2 separate regions of the Homo sapiens genome follow, and region 2 is linked to region 1. Evidence: chromatin loops called from intact Hi-C (ENCODE). Cell type or tissue: A673. All regions are shown on one strand. Links, peaks and the distances in the headings refer to the core of each region. The heading gives the core; the rest is flanking DNA. Region 1 has its middle 490 kb from the start of LINC00290. Region 2 overlaps LOC105377567 (a long non-coding RNA gene).

The links. Hi-C counts contacts between places; a loop is a spot of excess contacts. Peaks named below come from ENCODE experiments on the same cell type or tissue, not always from the same donor. Only the 100,000 strongest peaks of a DNase experiment are listed, where the experiment ranks them.
Region 2: a loop joins it to region 1, with 8 times the contacts of the local background. A loop is called at or near these places in 10 of 110 quality-filtered maps.

Annotation. Positions count from the first base shown.
Region 1 is chr4:180,663,246-180,666,169 of GRCh38, forward strand. No RefSeq gene overlaps it. Among named protein-coding and RNA genes, the nearest start is that of LINC00290, 490 kb to the right of the region's middle. In A673, for the core only: a CTCF peak has its summit at 1,715 (motif pointing right); DNase peaks (open chromatin) are centred at 1,766 and 2,426; H3K4me3 peaks cover 513 bases; H3K27ac peaks cover 1,653 bases.
Region 2 is chr4:180,448,298-180,451,221 of GRCh38, forward strand. All of the region lies in intron 2 of LOC105377567 (a long non-coding RNA gene), which reads left to right. Among named protein-coding and RNA genes, the nearest start is that of LINC00290, 710 kb to the right of the region's middle. In A673, for the core only: a CTCF peak has its summit at 1,267; a DNase peak (open chromatin) is centred at 1,304; H3K4me3 peaks cover 853 bases; H3K27ac peaks cover 429 bases.

The DNA of each region.
Region 1 (2,924 bases), core at 330-2,829:
CCATAGGTTTATTCTTGCCAGTGATTTATCTACCTAATAACATTATAGATAAAACCTGATCTTTCCATTTATTTCTTCAAGAGCTGTTCATGTTTGAGCACGCTTTGTCCTTAATTGCCTGGGGATTTTTCGATAGCCCTGTCTTTAGTGGTCTGAAACAAGTTGCAATATAAGTAATTAAGGCACTGCGCAACAGAATCTACAAATTGCTGTTTAGCTTCCATGTGTGATATTTAACTAATTGTTCATTGCTGTGCAAACCTTTAACTTCATAGATGTCATGAATTTAAAGTGAATAAACATTGCTTTTCTATTTATTAAAATAGTGTAGTGTAATAGTGAATACTAAAGCTTCCAGGTACTTTAAAATACCATCTTCCACTGTCTGCTGTGCAGTTTAATTTCAGACTGTTGAGGTTATCAATCATTCCTTAGAAAACTGTAAAATACGCTTGACTTCTACAGAGAGGCTATAGGATGCAGTGAAAATTGAGTTGCCAGGGAGTAAGAGAATTGGACTCTAGATCATCTCTGCCTAGCGGTGCTCCCTTTTCTTCTGTGGTTTTGCTACCTCACCAGAAAAATTAGGTATTGCATTAAATGACTGTAAATGGACTTTCCAACAGAGTGTCTTTCTGGGGGGCTAAAGAGATTTTATGTGGAGTGCAATCAATGTCTGGAAACAAAAATGAGAGCTAAAATATGTACTATGCTACCTAGGAGAAATTTCATGCAAAGTTTTAGATTAGATGTTTCTTTCCCCCTTAAATATAGACACATCAGTAATCTCTTCCTGAGCTTGAATATTATATTCTTGGCTAATCTGGCAACTGCTGGTGAAGGGAATAATTTTGTTTGCTGTAGAAGAAAGAAAGGCTCCACTGAAAACATATTCAGGAAGTGGGATGCATGACTGCGTTTTTCCTAAGTTCACATGAGGCATTGTGAACTTTGTTTGTGCCTGCTATTTATTTTGTATGGTCGTTATTTCCCTTGATATTTTGTTTGCAGCTTTTTCCCCTCTACGGTTTGATGCCTGCGATAATAACAATGCCCCTGCAAAACAAATCCACAATGAGTAAATAGCAATGGTTCTTCTAACCCTCTCTCAAAGAAGAATTTGATCCCTTGCCAGGCATTTTCTGTTTCCCTAGGCCTTTAAAATGACCTTAATTTGCAGACATAATCTGGCATCGTTGTCGCCTGTAACAGAGATGTCAATATTAGAAGTTTGAATCCTGGAATGATCACAAGTGGGATTATTTAATTCCTAAGAAGGCTGGCAGTTGAGGGCAAGAAAGATGCATTTGGAACAATCTCCAAGAGTTTTTTGTTTTTGTCTTTGGTTTCCAACTAGAAAAGGAAAACAGAGATTCAAATCCTAAGCAGACTTTTCAAAAGACAGGCTTCTTCCAAGCAGTAAGAAAATACTATTTCTATTCAAAGACACTTGAAGCTTGTGTTCCTTCATACCTGCCTGGGGTGCTGAGTTTGCAGAGCCTTTCTGCAGACACCTGAGGTTTTTATCAATGAGAATCATGAAGCTTTGGAGAAATAATATACAATAAAAGAGCAATAACTGCTCTTATTAGGCTCTTTCAAGCCATCTGGTGTGATTTTTTTTTTTTTTTTTTTGCACTTTCACGGACAAAAAATTTTGTTGATAAAATTGCCACTGAATTGTAAGTCATGCATCCTTATTGGAAGGCTGATTCTTTGCACCACTAGGTGGCAGTGTAGTCACGTACTTATGGTTATTCATCTGCCAGCTCCTAAATAACAGGGCTTCCGGCTTCAGTGTTAGGTTTCCAAGCCTCTCGTGCATCCTAATATCCATGTCTCCTTTATTCAAAGGACAAGCATATCTGTACTTAAGTGATTTACTCTGTACATCAAGCTCTGTGAAATTTGCACTTATGTTTTGCTTTTATTTTCAAAGAAAACACTTGAATACATTTTCAACAAAATATTACAAGTATCATGCTGATCTTCAACTAATTATTTTTTTATTTAAAATGCTCGGTATGAAAATGTTTTTATGAGCACATGAAAAATAGAAAGCTTGAGAGATGTAGTTTAAAAAATATTATTCTAAACTCACAAAAGTAAAGCTTTGATCTGTCTCTTGAATTATTTAAAAAAGAATAAATGAGCATATATAATTCAAATCTTGGAGTACTATCAAGGGCATCACTATGGGAATTATCTAATGTATTTATTTAAAATATTTTCTACAGTAGACTTTCCAGAAATAATGATGCTTAGAAGAGGGCACTTTTAGTGTTATAATTTTAGTTTGGAATAATTTATGCAAATAATATAGAGTGTTCTCTAGAAATATCCTAGTTTCTTAAGGAATGATGTAGTCTCTTGGATTCTTATATAGAGAAGCTTGTGGTATCTTGTTTCGTATATTTTTGGCAAACTGCCACATTCCGGGATGTCTTTATCACCTTGTTTGACCCACAAAGTGCAGTATCTGCAATGTGGACAAAAAAAAAAAAAAAAAAAAAAAAATCAATAAAATTATTTCCTGCTTCTCATCACTTTCTTTGTTCTAAAAGAAAAGAAAATCCAAGCCCTAGTAGATAAACATTATCTGACCAAACTCTTTTGCATATGTCTTATCTAAACTTTCTTCTGTATTTGGCTGCCTATACAGTCTTACTCTAATATTTTCTAGAGAAACTGGTGTTACGAAAATGCCGGGGGTTTGGTCTAGGTCTCCTTGCTTGCCACAAAGAAAGCCAATCACTAAGACAAGGAAGATTGCCAGGGAAGACTTTATTCAGGTGCTGCAGCCAAAGAGACAGGAGATAAGTTTCAAATCTGTCTCCTCAACCAACTAAAGTTGGGGGGTTTATATATCAGGGAAGGAATGTAGCTACCTGCAGGGAAAAAATCAATTAGGGAGGAGTAAGGAA
Region 2 (2,924 bases), core at 187-2,686, 220 kb before region 1:
ATCAGGCAACACATCATTTTATAAAATAAAATAAATGTTCAGATGAGCTGAGCCGAGGAAATTGGTTTCATAGGCAGGAAAGGTCTGAAGAAGGCAGAAATGGTGAATAAAAAGCAGATGAATCATTTCAAAGTGACTTCTCTTATGGGGTTAAAATCAGAGAGGACTTCCTTATTATGCTAACAAAGTTCAACTGGACTTTCCTGTTTTTTTTGGAAAACTGGGCAGTTTCAAAATTCAATTTGAGTAGGTGGCACTTAGCATATGTGACTCCATTCTAGTTTGATCTGGTCTGCTGGGGCCTAGGGCAGGAGGCTGGTCCAAAACAATGGCCTCCCATAAACTTTCTTTAACAGGTGCTAAAACTCATTTGTATCATTTTGTATTGTATACTATATAATGTTACACTTATTTTTATAATAAATGCAAGAGAATAGTTTTCTCCCTTCTATTTGATTCCATTTGTTTTTTACCCCACTCATAAGCTTCTCTTGGGAAAGAACCAATTTGACGCCAATGCCCAAACACCTCTGAGTCCACAAAGAAACAGAGAGTACAACCTTCTTTGGCTAGGTTTGAATTATTAAAGAAGAGGTTTAAAAATATTTCTTGCGTCTCTCTGTGATATACTGGAAGCCTTCTGCTTCTCTCCATCTTCATAAAAGCTACTATTCAAACTGCTTCTCTTAAATTCACCTAAAGAGGTATACCTTCACTGTGAGAATGAGTATTAGTCTTCCAAAGTTTGTTTAGCTACTATTATTATTTCCATTGATTTTACACAAAGATAAAGAAAATAGCTAGAGTTGGCAAGGAGATTAAATGTATAAATATATACAAAAAAAGAAAATTCTGACTGCTTTGTTAATATGTACAAAAAGAAAATTCTGACTGTTGGAAAATTCTGACTGCTTTGAAAATATATACAAAAAAAGAAAATTCTGACTGCTTTGAAAATTCTGACTGCTTTAATAGACCGTATAAGATTAAAACCTACATATAGCCTCTTCAGATTTTACAGTATTTCTTTCTGATGGATAATTTTAAGGTTTAATGTATATAATCACGTGCTACACCATTACAAGGTAAATATCAGAATTTATTATTGCCAGGTAGATATGAAACTGAGACTCACATCTAAATTCAACCAAAGATACTTGTTTCTCAGTGTGTTTGTGCCAAATCAAATATAGTGACATTATCCACAGATGTATAAAGAAGAGACGGTTTTCTCTGCAGCCCACAAATGTGTGGTGAAGCTCCCTCTCCTTTAGAGGGCGCAAGTTGGCTGCCAGCTCCCTGCTGCCTAGTCAGTGACGATTTCCTGTTTCCAGTGACTAGAATCCTGCCTGCCTGGAGTTAGAAATGACCAGCACGGTAGGAGGATGGAAGATCTATAATATTAAACTTCTATGTGTTTTTTCTACCTACGCCTTGCTTTTATATCCAACTGGGATTTCTGGCCCCAAGTTTCACTTATTTATCCACGAAAGGCAATATCAAGCAGAGACTGGGTTTATGCTACTGAAACTTAACATTTCATACAGGTAATTTATGAAAGTATATCAACCCTGGAAGAGGATTTTTGAACTTCAGAATTCCCTAATAATTTTGCTGCTGAAAGAAATTTGCTCTTGGCTTTCAGAGTTTAGAGAATATAGTTGCAGATATCAATTTAATTCGGTATTTGAGTGCCTACTACATGCAAAACATTTTGCTAGATTTCTTGAAGGATGCATGAAATAAGCTTATATTCATTATATGGTCATTACTTTAAACTAATAACTAATTTTTTTTTAGCATTTGCTCTCCCAGGCGTTGTACTTATATTCAACGTTTCATTTAATAAATTCTCATAATAATATTTTGTGATAGACATCTTTACTATTCCTAAGTATAAAAAGGAGACAAAAAGGCTAAATAACTTGCCAGATATCATAGCTTATTATATTAAAGGTGTTCAGTAAGGTGTATGTAGATATTAAAATCATCCTGCCTTCAAGGTTTTAGCGATCAAGTAGGAAAGACAAGAATAAAGAGAAAAAAATAAAGTATAGGTACAGCAAATGCCATAAGAAATGAGAAAAATGCTATGGAAACACTGATATGGGGGCAGTTAACTTGGTCTGAAAAACAAGAGGCTGAGGAAAGTTCTAGAGAAAGAAAGCAATCTTTCAAGCCTGACTTTGACGTATGAATAGAACTTCCATAGCTAAGACAGTTATGGCTGGGCAGAGTGGCTCACTCCTGTAATCCCAGCACTTTGGGAGTCCGTGGCAGGTGGATCACTTGAGGTCAGGTGCTTGAGACCAGTCTGGCCAACATAGTGAAACCCCTTCTCTACCAAAAAACACAAAAATTAGCCGGGCATGGTGGCGCATGCCTGTAGTCCCAGCTGCTCGGGGGGCTGAGGTGGGAGGATTGCTTGAGCCCATTGAGGTGGGAGGTTGCAGTGAGCCAAGATTGTGCCACTGCACTCCAGCCTGGGCAACAGAGTGAGACTCTGTCTCAAAAAAAAAAAAAAAAAAAAAAAAAAAAAGACAAAGTCAGGAAGGAAAGAAAGGGCAAAGCCGAAAGACATTGCAAACTATGAGAATAGCAGGAACAAAGAGGTTGGGAAGTACAAATTATACATGGCCCCTACCTGAATAGTTCAGTAGGCAGGTATGGATCTGCAGAGGAGGATGAGGCTATACAAATATTTTTGTTGAATGGTTTTGGATGCACTGAATGCCAAGTCAAAGCATAAGCGATGACTTTTAGAACGGCTCTTTTGTTATTCAGTTGTGTGTGTCTCAATAACCACAGTAAACATTATCAAAACTAACACATGACAGGGTACTTACTTTTCAGAAACCTTTTTCCACTATTTTAGGGAATTCTCTGCTAAAGAAAAGAAATCATAGGCAGGTAAGTGAGAGAGA